2 separate regions of the Homo sapiens genome follow, and region 2 is linked to region 1. A link is an interaction called in ENCODE POLR2A ChIA-PET data of the cell type or tissue named here. Cell type or tissue: A673. All regions are shown on one strand. Links, peaks and the distances in the headings refer to the core of each region. The heading gives the core; the rest is flanking DNA.

Region 1 (10,908 bases), core at 1,522-9,521:
GGTGCTTGTGCATTATTAAAAGAGACATAAATTTATGTTTTATGACGTCTGTCTTCTTTAATTATTACCTTTGATGTCTATTGGTGACTAAAGAGAGCTTAACAGGATTTCTTTCTCTTCTTAAATTTCGCATCGTGAAACCCAGCTAGTCCCTGACAGATGTCTGTTCCTCACCTTCAGGATTATTTTATAAATCCCTTTCTGATGAGCGGAAGTGTCAAATCAAGGACAGGTCATAAAGTAAAAGTATAAACCTTTTAAAGAGAGACCTTGGTAATATATAAACATTCTGCACACTATCTGAATTTTTTATGGACTAAAGAAAAATTATATTTCAGCTGGAGGAAGGGAGAAGTTTAAACATCAGCCCAGATTTTAATGTATGATCCCCCCCTCCCCGCAATACTCTTATTTATAGCCATCTAAGAAACCACTGGCTTTATCGGCTATTTTAAACATTTGGACTCGATTTGGAGCCTGCCTGTTAATTGTCCATGTTTAAATTCAGAAGGTTGACTTTGAATCAATGCTTGCACACAGTATAGGATACAGGGTGGTGGGGAGGGGTGCGGCGGGCATTGGATGTAGGGTAGAGGCCTGGGTCTTTGTTCTTTCATTAATCTCTTTTTCCCTGTTCTTTCTCAAGCCTCAGTTTCCTTCTCTGTAAACAAAGGGCTTATATTATTAGAGAATTCCTAACGCGTGCTATTCTACAACCATGTGATCCATTGCACCCATCTTTAGCACCCCTGAGTTGGAGGAAGTCGCCGTCATGAAGCAACAGCTGTCCTTTTTTTTTTTCTTTCTTAGAAAAGCTGGTTGTACTTAGAGAATTTGCTTTTGGTAAAATTTGAGTTTATTTCTACTTATGAAATTGGAAATAAGCTGAAATCAACAACTTCTGGGCCCTCCTGCCATTTTCATGTCAAGGCACATGGAGACATGTCAGTGCACGTGGGACGTGGAAGCTGCACAAGGGGTGTTCTTGGGTGTGGACGTGCATGGTGGGCGCACAGGCCTCTAGGAAATGCTTCCTCGGTTCTGGGCACCTTCAATCATGGATGATGGGGCTGGAAACTTGCCTATAGCTTTTTAAAGAAAAATTAAATATTTTGAATTGAATTCAGCAATTTCTTGAACACCTACTGTTTGTGAGTGAGGCCTGGCGGTAGGTGAGCATGGCGTGGAGCTCGCGGGAGAGTTGGAGATGTGATCGCTTCTGTCCGTGTGTCAGCGTGATGGCCTGTCCACGCCGCTTTCTTCTGACTGTGAGCTGGCCCATCTCTGTACGCTTGCCCCACAACCTCAGCATGCCCTTTGGAACATCAGAAGTCCCCCACAGCCTCAGCAGGTCTTCTGAGAACTAGGAATTAGAGCCCCACTGTCGTGGAAATCAACTCGTCATCAAGTAGGGCCGACAATGAGACAGCTGACCATCCTCCACATTCCGAGCCTGAAGGGGAAAGGTTTTCCCAAGGAGAGGTGCTGGTGGGCTCGCACGCCATCCTGAGCACAGCAGACAGCAGTTAATGCAAGACTATATCTCGGTGGCGGGTTTTACTTAATGTTCTTTATTATGAAGAATAGCGATACCTCAAAGCCATACATTTTTTGAGAGTAGCTTCTCCATGTTGATTTTTCTTTGGATGGGTTGCTTAGAACGGAGCCAAAAGAGAGCCACTTGGTGGAGAGGCAGGTTTGCACTTTGCCCTGTTTTTGTGTATGTGGATGTCAAATGTCAATTTGTTTGGTAAAATGTGAAGCTGAATTTATAAATCTGTGCTAAGCAATTAGTTTGGAAATTAGTGCTATCTCTAGGAAAATCCCCTTAGCAGGCATCAGATTCAAACGATGCAACTCAGTAGGTGTGGGGGCAAAACTGCAACATATTTTCAAGGCAAAATCTTACAAATATAAACATTATATCAAATATAAACATATGTTTGCAGTGTACAAATGTCTTGCATATTCAAAGCAAATAAGTCCTGATGGGGGAGGAAAAAGTATTTGGATGTAGCCGTTATGTTTAATTTTCCTCACACAGTCAGTAGATAGTCTGTGTCTGCAAAGGATTGGTCCTTTCTTGCTCCCCACTCACCCAACTCTGTGGTTCTAGAACCTTCTATTAATTCCCATTGGTGAGCCCATGAAATCTTTGATTCCTTCTTGATTGCTCTCTGAAGACGCCTATCAGGCACTGTCTTATCTGTTTGTAAAGCAGCTCAGGCCCCAGATTTAAGTCATGGGTCTGGCTACAAGTTAGAGTGTGATTAATAATTGACTAATGTAGCTTTTATTTATCACAGGCTAGCACATTTCGCCATTACTGAGTTAATTTATGTTAAGTGTAAGCTGTCGTTCAATCTGTTTTTCAACTTTTTTTTTTTTTTTTTAAATCCTAAGTCTATCTTTCACTTTTGGAGAAACAAAATCCTCATACAGGGCACAGACACACTCGATGCCAAAAAGTTGATTTCCTTTTCCCTGGAGCCATGCATCACCAGCCCTCCCAGCCGCAGTGTCAGCCCCTGACAGAATGACATGTGTCATTTATCAAAGGGGCCAGGCCGGGCCTTGGGAAACGCCGCCGACAAAGCCTGAGAGAGTTCATTTTGCAGTCCCTCCTACCCTCTGTGAGCCCCTTGCCAGGAAAGCCTGTGATGTTTCTGTCTTCAGAGCATTACTGTAAGTCCTTCAACCTTCACAGAATTAACCCTCCCCACCTCAGCCCGCTGCAACAGCTCCGAGGTCCTGCCTGGGAAGGTTCTGAGACCCAAAGGAGTGATTGTTCCAAGCCCAGGAACACACAAGCCCCCGGCTCTGTAGGGACACCCCATGGAGTCCCGGCTTTCCGTGCAGAAAGCATGACCCAGGTGCCCCTGCATCTCCCCACTTTCTAGCAGGCTTTAAGGATTCAAGCCCTGAGTAATACTCAGTGAGACAAGGTCAGAGGCATAAAGAACCAGCAGCAAAGCATTTCCCTGGTATCCAAATTCATAGGTCCCCCACTCCTGCGGCAGAAGTTTGGTCTTCTATTTTTTTTTTTTTTAGAGTCTGCCTAATAAGTGTTTTACTCCAGGCTATTTTTGAAACCACCTACTAAACCCGATAGATGTTTCTTCTTTTTCTCTGTTGCCTAGAATTTGTAACCCCATTCCCGCCTGCATAAAGACAGTGATGAGGTTCGAGTCTAAAAGTTGCTAAAAAAGGATATTTTGGAGGAGGAAGAGAAAGGGCCATTTTTGCCCCCAGATTGTTTACTTTTTATATAAGTTCCCAAACCACTAGAAAACCACCAGAAAGTGCAAAGGAAAAAAAAAGTCAGCCAGAGGAGAGCATGCTGTGAAAATATAAAAGCATTTGGCTAAAATAAATGTTTTTTTCTCTTGAAGAGTAGAGTTTTGCATTGTAATCATGTGTGAGAATGTGAGAAAAGTTATTGTTTCTCTCATCCCCACCCCTTTGTACTTCGTACAGTCCCTACCACACTGAAGTTATTTACAGCATCAGATACCATTTAAAGAGATAGTGAAGGAGACTGTTGCCTTCGCCAGGAACTTTCCAGAAAGAAGTCCTATAAATTAGCCATTGCTCAGGAGTGGCTGTTTCCTAGGCGGAGCTAGCCCTTTCATTTTTCTGCATAAGGCTAATTTATTTTTGCAGCCAGATGTGGGCTGACAGCCATCACTCAGGGCTTCCTTCCCCCGCCGTTAGGAGGTCTGGAAGACAGTCACGTTCCCCATTTTGCAGAATCCCCATCAACATTATTGAAGATGGATGTATCTTTAAAGCAAAGATTGATTGTGGATATCGGAGTTATGGTGTCATTTATCATGGTGAATATTATTTAGACTTGGGTTGTACAAGGCTGTAACTTGAGACACAGCCAGGGGAGGGACAACCTGAAAACGCGGATCCATGAATTTTAATGGATGGATGCTTTTTTCAAAGCTCAACTCACTATAGCGTGATTTACTTTTCTTACTGCAAGGAAACAAGCATTTCAGTCTTAAAGAGACAGCATGCCAGTGGTCCTGTTCTGTGGGTTCCACCCGGGAAGGCATTACCAAGGGCAGTCAGAGCCCAGGCAAAAATGCTGAGAAGGCGTGAATGGTGCAACAGACTCTGGCCATAGACATGTACATTAAAGATGGCTTTCCAGATGGATCTCCTCCTCGCCATCCTTATAGGACCCTGATAGGGTTAGAAATGGAGATGTACCCCAGAGCTCACCATTATCAGGGCAGCAGTTAAGATGCTATTTATTTGAAGCCAGCTAACCTCTCCTAAGTGCTACAGATAGCGGCCATTTATATTTAGGAAGACAAATGAAGCCCAGGCTCTCCCGTGTCAGGAGCATGATGCTGTGGGGAGAACGCACAGTTATCCTTGTGTGCCTAAAGGTAGTAGCATATGCAATACAAGCAGTCTTGTTGACCTAATTAATATCAGTCTTTTTCATTTTGCTTCAGGATGGCAGCGCTATTGACATTTGCTCAGTAGGGAGTTGGTTCTAAGGGAGCTGGGTATACAGGATGGTGTATCCAAAGTTGAACCTCTCAACGGTTGGTCCTCACATCTCTAGTCCTTGAAAATGGTGGAGATGGTCTAGTGCATTTGTCCTTTCTTCCAGGAGCACGGATCCCAGCATCTAGGCATTCACTCAGACACCAGGGAACAAGGGGCATCCCACTTTATTTCTAACGAGATGCTTCATGTACCAGAAACCTGGGGCTGCTGGTAGCTATTAGTGGCTTAGGTCATGGCCCTTTGGCCCCTAAGGCGTTTTATTTGTTGCTAATGTTGTTTTATTTCATCTTTCCATTTCAGGGGTTTTGTTGCATATGGTGGATAGAGGAGCTCTCAAAGTGAGTGAGGGGTTGGCCACAGTCAGCCCTGGGCGGGGCAGGTGTTGGGCGTGCTGCCCTGGCCTGCGTGCAGCCATGTGACATGCCATCCCAGGGCAATCTGGGGGTGGGTGCCACCCGACCTGCCGGCCCTCCTCAAAGCCCACCTCAGCTTTGATGCTCAGAGAGTGTGGCTTGCACTGCAGAGCCTAAAAGCCCTCTTTGGCTTTTTAAATAGGGAAGGTTTCTTGGAATTGTACAGTCTGTTAAACGAAAGTAACTTTCTTTCCAGGATTGATGCGTCTCATCTCTGGGAGCTTCCGGTCCGATGGTGTGAACTGCTTTCTAGTATAATGGCCCACACTGTATGCACCATGCAGGGGGACCCATCGGAGCACCTGTCTCTGTCTATGTGATTGCTCACTGACTTGTTCACGTCCTTGTAGGCACTCTGCTCCATAAGGGCAGGGCCATCTTGTTCTCCTTCCACTGTCAAGAGTCCAGCACGGTTCCTGGCTCATAGTCAGAGCTCCCGGTGCTTGTTGAGGGACTGAAGCCCCTCCTTGGGGAAGCCCTGGCTCTTGCGAGGACAGGTGAGTGTGACAGTCTGTGACATGCGGTCTATGACGTGCCGACCCTGGGTGCTGGCGATAGTAGGTGAAAGAAGAAAGCAGGAAGCTGTTTTTGGTTTCAAAGTGCTAACCCAAGTCAGGCAGTGGACTGGTTTTTTTGGAAGCTACCTTCCATGTAACATCAATCTAACCTAAAAGAAACAAACAAAACCCAGTGTAACAAGAAAAGGGGGCAAAGAAAGATGGTGAAAGGAATTGCCCATGCCTCCTTTTGAATGTTAAGTAAAAACAGGAAAATACCATCTGGAAAAGTAATCTGTTCATCATTATACATCTACTTGTGGAAATGCTCATAATGGTGGTGATACTGGGTATTTTAGAGGACAAATACCAAGACATCCTCTCAATCCTATTATGGTTTATAGGTCTGTGTTTATTTGCAAGTTAAAAGCACATTCTTGGCCTTTTAGGAACATATGACATGTCTACAAACAGGAAGTAGTTTATCAAATTCATATGAATCATGGCATCTATAGTGTTGGCCGAGGTCAAATCATTACACTAAATGTATTGTAACCATTATTAATGCACAGGGTCTCCTGCCATCTTTGTGATGTAGGACTGCCGTTTCCTGATTAAAAGCTGTTTGGTGATGAGAAATTCAGCAGCTCCTGTCCGTCCTGGAGTGACTGACAGGCACCCAGAGCTGCCGTCCCTGCTGGAGCAGCGTGTTCCTAGGAGCGCACCTTACGGAGGGTCCTGAGTGCCAGGAAATACAGGAAACAGGAAACAAAAACAGAAGTGACTCAACTTTCGCAGCCACAACTGTGCATCCATAAGGAGGCCAAATTTATCACGGCACATTATGGAGCTCAGCAAATGTCATGAAAACCATTGTTTTTTAATTTTTTTCTTGGAGAGTTTGAATGAGGTGATTTATGGTAGTTATTCATCTTAAGGGTCATCCATCAATTTTTAGTTGCTAGGCAATCAACCCAGCAGCTGTTTGCTTTGAATCAAGCTGAAAAGTTGTCAGTCACCACACGCAGGTATGACCTTAGTGGTTGCAAACATCATGCGTGCGAAATTAAAGAGACGTCGTCTTCTTCCCCGATTCCCCTGACTTCCCCGTGATTTGTGGAAGTGGTGCGAACCCTTCCTGGCTATTACAAGACAAATAAGAACAAAGGAGGGTGTGGAAAATTACTTGACTGGAAACTCACAGATACTCTTCCAACGCTGTATTTTACCCAAGTTCCCTATGCAAGCTGCATGGGATGGATTATAGAAGTAAGTGCCATCAGTGGATGGGAGGTGAACCACTTGATTTATAATATTTAAATAAGCCAGTTAAAAAAAACCTGTCAGTTCCCTTGTGGGGAAAAACCAAATATCAGCATTTCTCAATGTGCATCCCAGGCTGGAGGCCAGCCTGATGGTGTTTTTGGGTTGGCTGTGGGTGGCATGTGAGGAGATGCAGTTTCTCTCCAGTGGTGGAGGGTGGGAACTGTGCGTGGGCCTGACAGGCTCTGGGCACACGAGGCGCTGTAGGTGCCTGGCCCCAAGCCTGGCACAGAGTGGGTGCCCAGGTGGTGCCCACTTGCTCCCTCTGCTGAGATCTCAGGCTGCTGTGCTGGCAGGGGCAGCTCAGGCGGGTGTGGCCCTGGAGCCAGGCTGCCTTTGCCCATTACCACAACACTGTGATCCTGCCTGGGGCATGGTCCTTCGGAGGTCATTTCCACAGTTGCTTGGTGTGAGTCCTTCTCTGGCCTGGGGCTTCTCCCCAGATCTTTGTATTTTTGTCCACTACACCAGAACACTGTGAGTCTCATTAGCATTGTTGACCCCAAGAAGACATTTCTAGATAGCTGTTCCTTGCTGGCTCATGTGTAAACAGTGTTTCCTGCCTGCACTCTGCAATTTTATTTATTTATTTATTGATACAGAGTCTCGCTCTGTCCCCAGGCTGGAGTGCAGTGGTATGATCTTGGCTCACTGCAACCTCTGCCTCCTGGGTTCAAGCGATTCTCCTGCCTCAGCCACCTGAGTAGCTGGGATTACAGGCACCCACCACCACACCCGGCTAATTTTTGTATTTTTAGTAGAGACAGGGTTTCACCATGTTGGCCAGGCTGGTCTCTAACTCCTGACTTGGGTGATCCTCCCGCTTTGGCCTCCCAAAGTGCTGGGATTGATGATAGGTGTGTTCCACTATGCCTGGCCCACTCTGCGATTTTAGATCTTCACAGGGCTTCAAAAATTATCCCTAGGAAGGAAAATAAGTGCATGTGATGCCTTATTTATTTATTTTTGAGACAGAATCTCGCTTTGTCACCCAGGCTGGGGTTCAGTGGTGTGAACTCAGCTCACTGCAACCTCTGCCTCCTGGGTAGCTAGGATTACAAGCGATTTTCATGCCTCAGCCTCCCGAGTAGCTAGGATTACAGGCCACAATGTCTGGCTAAGTTTTGTATTTTTAGTAGTGACAGGGTTTCTCCATGTTTGTCAGGCTGGTCTCGAACTCCTGACCTTGGGCGATCCACCTGCCTCAGCCTCCCAAAGTGCTGGGATTACAGGCGTGAGCCACTGCGCCCGGACTTTTTTTTAGTAATTGAGGCTAGATTTCCCTCATTTTGAATCTTTCAAGCAGGAATTTTACTTTGCCTCTCAGTTGAGTTTTAATGCGTCTACACAGATAATTTACACCAATAAAGCCAAATTTTAGGGGACTATGTGTTGTATACTAGTATCTTTTTACATTTGATAGTTTCAATGGACTTGATTTTGCTGATGGCCTTTTAGACCATGTAGCTGTAAGATGTTTTGCATGTATTTTGGAAAGTCTAAAATAAGTTTAATTTGGAGTTAGGTTTGTCTTTCTCAACTTTGCATTGAGAGAGATATATATATCTTATTTATTTAGTAGGTATTTCTGAGGGTCTGAAACACGTCCTTTTGACAGATAGTTCTGCACATTGGAAAAGAGAGTTTTCTGATCTAGGCTTTTCAGGCGCCAGTTCTATTTCTGGACTCCAGGTAAACCCTGAAGGAAGTGGAGTGTGCCCCCAGTTCATTCACATTTTAAAGATGGTCCCACATCTTTTACTTGAAATCCTTGGGGCCAGATATGTTTTGGAATTCAGAGCTTTTCAGATTTTTGAAAAGAAATTTAGTGCATATACTGTATATTTTGCAACATCCTCAGCTTAAACATGAGATTTTCTACAGATAAATGGATTAATAGTCACAATACTTGGGTGAGGAAAGACTGGCAGTAACCTCATGTCTGTTCTGGTCAGGTTAAGTTTGCCACGCACAGTTAGGAAGACTCTTCCAATTCTCAGGGCTGCCTGTGGTGAAGGGACTGGGGGTCTGTATTGGTGCACAGCCCATTTCACAGGATGCCTGTCCCTATTTCTGTAGGGCTGGTAGCCTGCCTGTGTCCAGCAGCCTGGGAGCAGTTATGAGCTGGGCCACAGCCTCAGCAGCTCTGGAACTCCCGGCTGCTGTCATAGTTTTCTGTGTCGTAGGAGTTCTCTTTGGAGTTTTCTCCCATGTTCACATATAAAAGTGATATCAGTTATATCTGCAGTCTGCTCCGTTATCTCTTTAAATCATTGAACTGTGGAAACATATTTTACATCCCAGTATATTCTCATGAGTCTTATAAAGTACAAACTTTTCTCACTTTTGGGGGAATTTGGAATTAGTATTATGGCACACTTTACTTAGGAAAAACCTGAAAACTTCCCCTAACAACGTTCCAGGATGTTTCTGCTGATTTTCATGGTGAATGTATAAATATAGTGACAATACTAAAAAGAGCACCCTGCCAATCATGTCAGCTCTTTAAGAAATATAAGAAGATGGATGCCGATGTTATGTGTGTTGGGTGTGGATCACCAGTTGTTAACGTCTGAGAAGCACAGATGTGTTGGGATGGTTTCTTGTTTTATTTTATTTTTTGGAGTAGGGGGACATAGTATGAGTCAGCCTGGTGGATTAATGTTGGAAATCTGCAAGTGCTCATAGCTTCTGCGTTTACAGAACCCTGAAAGAGAAACTACCTGTTTGCTGGTCTGATAATCCCTTTCCTAGTGGCCTTCCTTTTTGAGGAGTGACGTGGGGCTTCCTCACACTTTTCACTTGGAAGGACTATTGCATACTCTGAATTGTCGAAGTCTACCTTGCAGCACCTTTTTTCTAGCGAGCATCCGCACGCCCGGCTTGCACACTGTGGAGGATGCGGTTCACTGGGTGGGAAGACTGTCTTTATGCAGTGGTTTGGGAGGATTAATTAATTGATTTTTAGATGCTTTTACAAACCCTTTTGGTGACTCGTATTTGCACACATACTGATGTCCCTTTTTGCCGTCTTCAGAGCTCTTTGAAATGGAGGGCCACACTGGAGGCTTTGTTCTTTATATTCCATTTACCATCATTTAGAAGATACTAATTTTAGATGGGCTCCCCTCTACACACAGAGAGAGAAGCTGAAATCTATTCTGCAAGTGTGGGGGAATCTTGCACGGCAACAGCCACACGGCCAGTGAATACATGATGACTGGAGCCGGAGCCTGTGGGCCAGAGAGAAACGGGGCAGCCTGGGAGCCCTTTATTCAGAACTGGGATTGTGGGTTCCCTGCGCACCTACTCCCTGCGGCCGCCCTGGGCCCTCTCCTTAACTCCTTCTTTTCCTTTCCCTGCTGTCTTTCTTTCCATCCACTTCCTTATCTCTTGCTGCCATCTTCTCTGGCAATTTTCAGCGATACTTTAGCTTTAGAAGTGTTCCTCGTAAAGTTTTTGCACAGTTTTAAAAGTTATAATATTTTGCAGCATTTTGTGCTCTTCAGAGGACAATTGCTCCAAAATCTAATAAGTCATAATAAACATAGTTCTGGAGGATGGGATAGTGGCGATGCTCTGGGAATAATAACTGCTTTGCTAGGGCTTCTGCATGGTTATTTGAAGGGGTTTTTTTTTCCCCCCATTAAATTTTGCATCTTTTGTATATGAGATGGTCTTCATTATTGTGTTTTTATGGTATTTGGTTGGATACCAACTCAAATTAAAAAAAATGCTGTGAGGTTGTGGATATTTCTATTAACTTTCCTGTTAAATATGACACGTTCACCCATACATATTTCTATAAACTTAGTTCAAGGGTATCAGTAAAAATATTTTTCCTCCTCCCATTTGCTGTTCATAAAACACTCGAGGGAGGAATTGTTTCTGTGATATTTTAGATGGGTTTTACAATAAATTGTAGATATTGTGGTGCACCACAGTGCCTTTTATTTCATTTTCTCAGTAGACCCAGCGCATCGAAAGATTTTGTGTATTGAAAAACTGCTTTTGATGAGTAATAATCATTAGTTTTTCTTTTTTTCTTCCAGTAGTAAAGGTGTAGACCCCAGCCCCCAGGGTTCCTGGTGCTTGTGAGCCGTCAGCGTGTCACACCCGTGTTGTGAGAGGTTTCCATGCATTAC
Region 2 (10,908 bases), core at 1,515-9,514, 230 kb before region 1:
AATGACCAGCCAACTGTGGCCATTTTCTTCTCCTATAAAGGCTGGGGTTCTAAGCATTTGTTTCATGGTGAAAAGTGGATTCAACCTGCTCTTCTTCTTCCTGCGTAGTCACTTTTTTTTACTTCTACCTCTGCTTACCCAGCTGTCTAAAAACGAAAAATGCTCATTCTGATCCACAATACTAGCCATTTCTTGAAGACATTTTTTCTACTCAATCTTAAATTGATCACATGGCTCTGTTGTTCTTCACTTGTTTTCTGCAATCCTGATGCCTTACACTTGTACCCTGTGTGGAGATCACTCTCACAGCCATGATCTTGTGCAGCCTTTGCAGCACCTGCGGAATGTGCAAGTGATGTTCCTCATCTCCAAGATGAGGAGCCTGGTGCCAGCTGCCAGTGGGACCGCTGCACCCACGGGCTCACCAGTCATCCAAGGAGGGCTGGGATTTGAACACAGGCCTTCAGCTGCACAGTTAAGAATCCTTTTTTTCATGGGATGATGTTTCTTGTCAATAAGATTTAATTCCCTGAGGCAGAGAGAGTTTTAATTCCTTTTTCTTTAGTTTACTCAGCTTAGCTCAGTGAAGGGCAAAGCAAAAACACCAAGAAAAATTACTTTTTGAATTAAATGAATGTCTTCTTTGCCTAGCCCCATCCTTCCCAGGCTGTCTGTCAGCTCTTGCCTCCTTCAGTGTGGGAAGGTCCCCTGTCCTATCACTACAGGCCTTTGATGGGTCAAAATACCTGTCTGTGTTCTCCTCTAATCCACTTTTCCATATAATGCTTTCTTTCTTTCACATAGATCATACTTAGATCATCACTTCTATGTTGATGTACATATTTTTTTCAATTAACGAAGGACATGAACAGACACTTCTCAAAAGAAGACATTTATGCAGCCAAAAAACACATGAAGAAATGCTCATCATCACTGGCCATCAGAGAAATGCAAATCAAAACCACTATGAGATATCATCTCACACCAGTTAGAATGGCAATCATTAAAAAGTCAGGAAACAACAGGTGCTGGAGAGGATGCGGAGAAATAGGAACACTTTTACACTGTTGGTGGGACTGTAAACTAGTTCAACCATTGTGGAAGTCAGTGTGGCGATTCCTCAGGGATCTAGAACTAGAAATACCATTTGACCCAGCCATCCCATTACTGGGTATATACCCAAATGAGTATAAATCATGCTGCTATAAAGACACATGCACACGTATGTTTATTGCGGCACTATTCACAATAGCAAAGACTTGGAACCAACCCAAATGTCCAACAATGATAGACTGGATTAAGAAAATGTGGCACATATACACCATGGAATATTATGCAGCCATAAAAAATGATGAGTTCATATCCTTTGTAGGGACATGGATGAAATTGGAAACCATCATTCTCAGTAAACTATCGCAAGAACAAAAAACCAAACACCGCATATTCTCACTCATAGGTGGGAATTGAACAATGAGATCACATGGACACAGGAAGGGGAATATCACACTCTGGGGACTGTGGTGGGGTCGGGGGAGGGGGGAGGGATAGCATTGGGAGATATACCTAATGCTAGATGACACATTAGTGGGTGCAGCGCACCAGCATGGCACATGTATACATATGTAACTAACCTGCACAATGTGCACATGTACCCTAAAACTTAGAGTATAATAAAAAAAAAAAAAAAAAAAAAAAAAAACAAAGGTAAAACTTAAGTATTTTGTTTGAAAGTTGTAGGTTTATTTATACAAACTGTGATTCGTGTCTGCTTTCCCCTGGCTTAACCCTTTGGACATCTTTTCATTGCTACCATAGCCACATGGCAGAACATATTTCTGAGAAAGAAAATAATTTAGAGTCTACTCCAGGAATATAGGAATATTGCTCACGAATGTGCCAGACTTTTAATTTCTTATTTTTGAATCATTGTATTGAAGAATAACAGTGAACTCAAATCTCATAAAGATTGCTGATAGTGTAAAAGAGAATGATTCTTATACTTTGATGCCCACAAAAAGAATAAATTTATATGAATATGAGTCACTTTAGGAAATACGTCTTGATTATTCTTCCATTATTGAAGAAATTGGCCTGATCAATGTAGCCAAGATGACTGCATTTCAACATTGTCACTTTATTTTGCAACTTTAATTTTCAATGATGTTTTGACACAATGTGTTACATGAAAAAAAGTAACCTAGGTCTGAGGGCATGAATCTGAACAGCCAGTGGCTAACATGATAGCTTGTGATTTCCCTGAGAGAACATAAATAGAATATCATGTAATCTTAGAAAATCATAAGAAAGTTCTTTATGGATTGATACCTGATATATTTAAATAAGCAGAAAAGGCAATGTAAAGAACTCTGGGTGCTGGTGCTGTGGATTTGTATTACAAGGAAAGAGTACGCATAAATGTATCTGCTCTTATTTCCATAAAATATCTGTGGGCGGGTCCACAGGAAACCGATATGGCAGGTTTGTTCTGGACAGGGAAACCCAGTGTCAGGGGGACGTGAGTTGGAGAGCGATGTTTTTACTGGATGCTCATTTGTACCTTTTGAGTTTTGAACCAGTTGAATGTATTATCTATTCAAGACAGATTAATTTTTAAATAACATGCTACAGTCCTAGCACAGAGGATTCTTTTGAGACGTAAAACAACGGTTGTGAAAGTGTTTTGTAATTTGTAAATATACTAATATTATAATTGCAAAGAGTTAATGTTATTCAGCTGTCACAGTTGATTCTGTTACAAAGGCTGAAATGGTCATATCCGTCAGGGCGTGATCTCTTTTTCTTGGTGCTCCTCAAACATCATCAGCCTAGTAAAATTTAGACCAGTGTGATCCTCTGAAATAAATCTGTCAAAGTTGACAATAGAAAATGTTTTCCTTGATATGGCATCTCTTCAGATGGCTAAAGCAATAACTATGCAAAAAAATAGCTATCTGGTTTAAGTTTTAAGATAAAAGATGCATCTATTTTTAATCTTTCATCATTACTCTTTTTTTCTGCATCATTTTTATATATTTTATTAATGCAAATTTTATTGTATTCACTATTAAGTTGTAATTAATATTTACCTGCCTATGTGCTCAACCTTATACTAAGAGCATTGTGGAATATAAACTAGGATGAAGTAATTGTGCTTCACCTGAAAGATCATACATATGTGCATCGAATGCTTGGAGAATGATTATAATAATCAGAATGATGGCATCAACGTCACATTAAGGTGCGTAGATAGCCTTTAGTAGGGTGCAGTGAAATATCCTCACAGACCCTGTCTCCCTGCACCCTCCTCCCCATTTGATTTATTACTCATTTCCAGAATTCTCTTTTTGAGGGCCCCTACCAGAAATTGGTCATTTCTGTTCAGACTCATCAGTGCCTATCACATGATGTCCCACCAGAAGCTGAGCTTTCAGGGCCGGAGCCCAGCCTCCGCAGTGTTTGTTTCTCCAGGGCCTGGCAGGGTTTCTAGCACAGACTGGGGAAAATGGGTGGGGAAGATAGATATCTTTGAAGTGCCGACTGTAACAATAGGAGTTCAACACAGGGAGGGACATCATGGGTTGGAAAAATTAGTAAATGGGACAAATAATATTATAAATAGAATGATATCTTTTTATGAAATGTTTCTAATTTGGCATTGGACTGAAAACCTTAAGGTTTTATTTTGAGCCAGAAAGTTATATGATAAACGATATCTATTAGGGGGAGAAGACCTTTCTCTGTAATTTTTATCATCACAAACCATTATTAGACAACAGTTAACAGTCCTCTCTGGGCAAAGAGCACATTTTTAGGTTAAGTGAAAATGAAAAATGCCAGTTGTTAAGGTACTGAAGAGTAGTGAAGTACTATGAGAAATAAACATAGAACCATAGGAATAGAGCAAAAGGAAACAGAATGCGTTCAACCCAGCACACATGATGGAATCTTTCCTCAAAAGTTGTCTGAAATGCCAAATATCTCCAACCCTGTATTTCTGTCAATTCGCATGTGAAAATCAGGAGAGACATTAGCAGTAGCAACAGAGAATTCAGAGTTTTGCAAGCATATTTTATAAAGATGGAGTACAGAATAGAAATTGAAATATAGTAGGTTGTATGTGGAATCTGTGATTAGACAGGTCGTTCTCACCTGGAGGAGATTCTGTCCCCCGTGAATATTTGGCAATATTTGGAGACATTTTGGGTTGTCCCACCTTGGGCAAGGGCAGTTTTGGGAGAGGAGGCTACTGGCCTTTAGCGGGTGGAGACCAAGTGCTGCTGAACATTCTGCAATGCACAGGCAGCCCCCATACCAGAGTCACCCAGTCCAGAATGTCCAGGAGCCAGGGTCCAGAGAGCCCGGTCTCCACAGGTAAAGAAACAGGAGGAAACCAAGAGAGTGGGCCTATGAGGGCTGGCCAGCCATGTGAGCGCAACTGCAGCCTTCAGCCTTCTTCCCATTTTTCTCCTAAAAGGGCTTATGTGTTTTTAAAAAATGGATTTGTTCTTGCTGATATGGGATATTTTGTATAGTTTGACTGTTAGAGCTCCTCGTGATTGAATTAATAAATATTCTGACCACAAGTTTCTAAATGCAGGTTTTCTAAGAAGCCACTAGGGTAATAGACTTTCCTTTTTCTTTCTTTCCTCTTCCCCTCTCCCTCGCTAGGAGCCCTCTGTAGTCCCTAGGGCAGCTGTAATTGTTGGTAGGAGGAGATGAGAAGGAAAGAGTAGACTGGAACATTTACGTTCCAGTTCTCATTAAATCACCTAAGAGCAGCAGGACCCGGGATGACTCAGCCAGACTCTAAGCCCCATTTGCTCCTTTTCTTAGAAAGAGGTCAGGGCCGGGCGCGGTGGCTGACGCCTGTAATCCCAGCACTTTGGGAGGACAAGGCGGGTGGATCACGAGGTCAGGAGATCGAGACCATCCTGGCTAACACGGTGAAACCCCGTCTCTACTAAAAAAATACAAAAAAATTAACCGGGCGTGGTGACGGGCGCCTGTAGTCCCAGCTACTCGGGAGACTGAGGCAGGAGAATGGCGTGAACCCGGGAGGTGGAGCTTGCAGCGAGCCGAGATCGCGCCACTGCACTCCAGCCTGGGCAACAGAGCGAGACTCCGGCTCAAAAAAAAAAAAAAAAAGAGGTCAGGAATTCAGCCCACCTACCTCACAGGCTATGGTGTTTACTAAATGGAATAACAAACGAAAGTGTTTTACAAATAAAAGGTGGTATTGTGGCTTTCCCCTACTCCATTTCTCTTCAGGCAGCTTGTTGGAAATTCAGGTTTGCCATCTTAACATGTCTGCCTTAGCATCCATATCACACTTCATGCTTGGTTCTTAGGACACAGACCTCTAAATTCTGTTTTGTTTATATCTGAAAACAGTAGGCATAGTGCATTAATTAGGCAACATCAACTCATTATTTTTGAAAAAAGTAGGGCTTTCCTAACAAACATTTCAATTATTTCAGAATTATTTCGAAAACCTAAAGAGAGCTTATCATTGTATTTCTCATGTTGAAGGAGTGGCTTCCTGGCAAATGTGTTTGGTTTTATTTCTGAGTTACAATGTCCCTTCCTATTCACATGCACCACTGTGACTCAGTGTGTTTGACAGCTTTGGCCCATACACAGCATTTGCTAAATAGCTCTATTGCCCTCTTTCCTTCAAGGAGGCTATTTTTATATTATTAATGGATGGGAATCGTGTACATCCCTTGGACAAGTTCTTGTAGCCTTGCATAGAGTTCTGCATAGGGTTTAGGATTTGTTTCAAAAAAAATTGGGGAAGATCAGAGAAATGAATTTTTTAGGGCAGTCCCTTCTTTCTTCCCCTTCTTCCCTTTCTTATTCCTTGTCATGTTTCTGCATTTAAAAAAGTAGACTTCTTTCTCATTTAACCCATTTTTCTTAGTTTAATTTAAGCATTCCAGGAAAACAAACTTTTACGTGTCAAGATCAACGAATGTAAGCATGTTCAGGAGGTCACATAATACATTTCTAGTAGAACAAGACAAGCAAATTGCCTGACCTCTCACTTTGTATTGTCCACTCTAAGTACAGATACTGTGTTTTCTGTATTACACATTATTTTGTAGAATCAAATTCTTGTTAACACATGATATGGAGACACTCAACAAAAATTGTCAGGTCATTGGCTCTTAAGGGAAAGGGACCAGAGTTAGAACCTTCTACAGACACTTACACACTATTCCAGCTCTGGCCTGTAACACTTGAGCAAATGGCAGCAGGGCAGCAAATGATACCCTGGGGACCTGTAAGAATGCTGGCAGCTGCTTATCTCCCCTCTCCCCAAAGGCCGTGAAGTCCTAAAGCAGATTTCGCAAGTTTGTATTTCTATTTGTGTTGAGAAACTAAAAGTTTAACCAACCCTCTTTCTTGCTGCCTCACCTGCTACCACTGCAGTGTGGCCCTGGAGTGCCTGGTCTCACTGAGTCTTTCCTGCTCAGTTTGTGTGCGCCATGGCCTCTCCGCGGTGCACGTCGTAGCACCGGTGTTAAGTGGCAGTGAGAAAACACTTCTTCAGAGAATAAGAGCGTCTCTAGGACATACCTAGGCTTTTGCTGTATCTGATGCATTCTTGGGGCTAATTTAGGATAGGAGACTGGGTTCCATTGCCCACAGAGCTGAAAAATAATAATACATTTTCCCATTGCTATAAATTGTCGCAAGGGTCATTTACCACGTCTCTGATTCTCAGTGAGCAGGTGAGCACTGTTGCGGGGGAGACAAGCCAGAGCAGGACAGGCCCGTGCCACCGAAAGGAAAGGGCCATGCTGTTGCCTGCTGGTGCTTCCTCGGGAATAAAACGAGAGCGGCATTGGGTGCGCAGAGCCAGGGTCACTCAGCCTATCAAGCGAGTCTCTTGCTCGAGAGCCACCTGGTCCTGTCCGATTCATTCAATCAGACCCATCGTTGAGAACTGGAATTTCACCAGGGATGGGCTGTTTTCCGGATTTTCCAGGGTTTATCACACTTAGCTAATACTTGGTGTGCAAAATGAAAGATGAAATATCTTCTGATATCTTTGTTTTTCTTCAGCCGTCATCAACCATCATTTTTCAACCCTGTGTTTCTGTTTTACTTTATGTTGCAAAGTCTTTCAAAGTAGTCCCAAGTGCTTTCCTTAGCTACCCCTCACCGGGGTGGTAAATACGCCTCTCCTCGGCCCCACCGCACTTAGAGATGGCTTCTGGCAGCGCTGGGATGGGCAAATGACCTCAAGCTCCTGAGGGCCTCTATCAGCGGTGTTCCACATTATTGATAGCAGCAGAGATATTGACAGTCTGTGCTTGGAAGGAAAATAGGAGTTTGATATGACATATTGTGTGTCTCAGCAAGACTCATAAATAATTTTGACAAGTTTTTGTATGCATGGGAAAGTCCTTGATTCAGCCTCCCATAAAAATAAACTTCTATTATGGAATGTATTTGTCAAGTGACTGCTTGATGGATGGAGCTGCATTTACCCCTTGGCAGTTCGATGAGTTGTAGATGCACAGCTTACCAGAGAGGATTTACGGGCAGTACAGAAATAATTATTCAGTATGAAATGCATAGTTCCTCTACCTGAATTTTCATTTTTTATTATATTTCGTTTCTGTTGCATTTCTGGTCTAAAACAAAAGAACTTGCCTTTTTTTTCTCTAGAGCTATTGTTTGGTTGAGGGTTTATATTAAAGCCTGTGAAGAATCTGATTCAGCCCAGACCCTGTCCCAAACTTAGCTGGCGTATTTTCATTGAATGCAGAGTTTTAGGGTTATTTCTTGAGAGATTTACAAATATATATATATAAAATATGCTCTTTGGAAAATTCATTTCTATTGAGATTGAAAACCTTGGACATTGACTGCCTTATTTTTTTTCTGAGGTTATCACAGCTTATTTACTTACTTAAATGTAATTATTCATCCACATTTCTGCTACAGAAAGCAGAATTTGTACTTAAATTCTTGTCTCCTCACTCTGAAACCTTAAAACATGTCATCCCCGCCACCCCCCCCACCCACCCCCCGCCGCCAACTTAGAATTACTTTCTTATCATACACACTCTAAGTGAGTATCCTTCAGTAAGCTGGAAACTTAAGGAAGTATCAAATCCCCACCCTCCTGGGATGCTGCCCAGCTTATCGCACGAGAGCTCTTGCTGGTCATGTCTGGTCATCCTGCAACAAACCTCAGACTTGGGAATGTATGTTTGAGGAGACTAAAGTGAACAGCGGGTCTATGGGAGTTTTGATTCTTCGTTAGAACATAGTACTGACTTTTTAGAAGGATTTCCATTTGTTGAATCTCCGTTAAAATAAAGTCCTGGATCCAAACAAACTGCGGTGAAATCAGACACTGAGAGAGGCATGTCGGATGAACGGACCCTCCGTGCTGTCTTGGAGGAGGTGTCTTCAGGGATCAGCCTCAGAACTGATGGAGCTGCGACGTGCAGTCCTAATATTCTTCCTCTGCACTGCCGCTCCTATTTCTTGAGAATGGATTGTTACTTTCTTGAGAATGATTTGTTGTCCTTTCAAAATGACAGCTTTTAGATGTATTGATCTTTCCTATTATATCTTTGTTTTATGTTTGATCATTTCTACTCTTATGATTTATTTTCTGCCTTTTACTTTGTTTACTCTTATTCTTTTTTCTAACTTAAGTTGAATGCTTAATCAGTTAATTTCTTTTCTTATATAGGCATTAACACTAGAGGTCCTAAATTTCCCTCCAAGTAATGTCTTAGCTGCATCCTGTAAGTTTTTATATTTGAGAATTTGTGTAATCCTTTATCTAAATACATTTGATTTCTTCTTCAGTCTCAAGATATTTTAATTGTCCTCGTACCTCCTGATGTTGGTGGGTTTTAAAAAAATTTTCCTCCTTATTATTAATCTATAATATAATTGCACTGTAGCCACAGAAGGCAACTCTATGAGCCAGTTCTTTGAAATTTGTTGTAGCTTGCCTTTTGGTACAGCAGTGAGCCCTTTGATAAATGTTTCATCTGGGCTTCCATAGATTAAGCTTATTAATTGTGTCTTGCAATCATCTATATCCTCACTAATTTGTCTGCCATTTACCAAATACTGAGAGAGGCATGTTGAAGTTTTTTACTACAAGTGTGATTTTTTTTCTTTTTTTTTCTTTGCTTCTTAATAGTTTAAATCTATTGTTAGATACAACTATGTATAGAATTCTTATATGTTGCTGGTAAATTGAACTTTTTATCAATATGAAGTGAACTTTATCTAGAATGCTTTTTGCCTAAAAGTCTATTCTGTTGCAGACTACTAATTGCACTTCTTTTTTGATTAGTAGTCACATGATGCCTCTTTTTCATTTCAACTTTTTCAACTTTTTCTGGAGGTTAAAGTGGATCTTTGAAAGTTTCATAGAGCTGGATTTATTGTTTCATAATCCTGTCTGGAAAACTTGGTGTTTTGGCTGGAGCATTTGGGAACATTTAAGTCAATATACTTACTGTTAGTATTTTTTATTTATTTATTTATTTCTACCATATTTGTATTTCTATTTCTCTTTTCTGTTTCTTTTTTCCTGCTTTCTTGTATCCTTTGAGACTAAGGTTTTTTACCTCATTCCATCTTTTTTCTTCTGCACATTCTTTTTCTGTTCTTTTGGTGGTTAGCTTAGACATTTTAACACACATGTGACAAGTGTAAATGTTGCTAACACCTGTTATTTCCCTTGTCACACAACACAGGGCACCGCAGCGCCTTAGTCTAGTCCTCACGACCCTTTTGCGCTAACAAGTGTGCAGACCCACAACTCCTGGACATTCTCGCACACAATCACTCTGCTGCTCCTTTTTTCCTAATATTTGAAAATGAACCTCCACCAACATTTTTCTCTCTGTCAAGTGAGGTCTGAATGCAAAACGTTGTACAGTTTTCTTATATGCAAAGTATTTCATTTCTATGGTCTCTAATATGTTAGAATCGATATCTAAATAATTGGTTCAATTTTCTGATCAACTTTGTGTGTCAGGTGCTTTGCTCAGAGCCAAGGTCCATAGAATAAAGGAAATAGCTGCTGCCTTCACAGAGTTCTTAACCTAGCAGAAGAGGAAAATATGTTCACAGGTAATGACACTACTGTAACATGGGAAATCCTCCATGGGAAATTTACATCAGCTGCTTTGGGGTACACATAGAGGCAGCCCATCACTCACTCAGGTCCTTGCAGTCAGGATGTGCTGTTGAGTTACAAGCTAAATTTCGAAAGTGGTTTCTAGACAGGGAAAGGTAAATGGTTTTCTCGGCCAAAGGAATAACTCATTGAAATGCACAGGCTCAAGGGGAATAAGTTTAGTGTGGCTAGTCAAAGACCCTGTGTTTGGGAGTGACTAGAGATGAGGCTGGACAGTTGAATTGGGAGTGAATTGGGAAGTTCACTGAATGCCATGCCAAGGAGTTTAGACTTGATATCACCTGTGGGCAGCAGGGGACCCATGGAGGTTTTATTGCTGACCTCCGTGCAAGTCCCTTGAAGGATACACCAAATAATGAATGCCTACACTGTTCCAGGCACAGCACCAGGAAAAGTCAGGAGTGGCCATAGCCATTCCAGTCTAATGGAGATGGGCTCATGATGAATCATTATACAGATGATTCCAAATCACAGCTGTGAAGCTGCAAAGAAGGAAAAATGTCAGGGACCCTGAAAGGCTATATAGTTATGGGACATAACTAGCTTCAGTGGTCAGGAAAAGCTCCTCTGAAGAAACGACCTTGCAGCTGCTCTGCAGACCTCAAATGAGCTCCCAGGTGACAGAAATTGCAGAAAGTCATCCCCGGATAGTGGCGTTTTTCATAAATGTTTTCATTTTAACAGCGTTGCAAATATGGTTGCAAAAAAGCTCTAATGATTAC

What was found. Peaks named below come from ENCODE experiments on the same cell type or tissue, not always from the same donor. Only the 100,000 strongest peaks of a DNase experiment are listed, where the experiment ranks them.
Region 2: POLR2A ChIA-PET joins it to region 1 with 5 read pairs; 1 of 35 experiments calls an interaction of 5 or more read pairs at or near these places.

The regions. Positions count from the first base shown.
Region 1 is chr18:75,224,196-75,235,103 of GRCh38, forward strand. The region is part of intron 1 of TSHZ1 (teashirt zinc finger homeobox 1); the gene reads left to right. Among named protein-coding and RNA genes, the nearest start is that of TSHZ1, 19 kb to the left of the region's middle. In A673, for the core only: no CTCF peak of the experiment used is centred there; a DNase peak (open chromatin) is centred at 6,086.
Region 2 is chr18:74,997,677-75,008,584 of GRCh38, forward strand. The region is part of intron 8 of ZNF407 (zinc finger protein 407); the gene reads left to right. Among named protein-coding and RNA genes, the nearest start is that of PTGR3, 210 kb to the right of the region's middle. In A673, for the core only: no CTCF peak of the experiment used is centred there; a DNase peak (open chromatin) is centred at 6,285.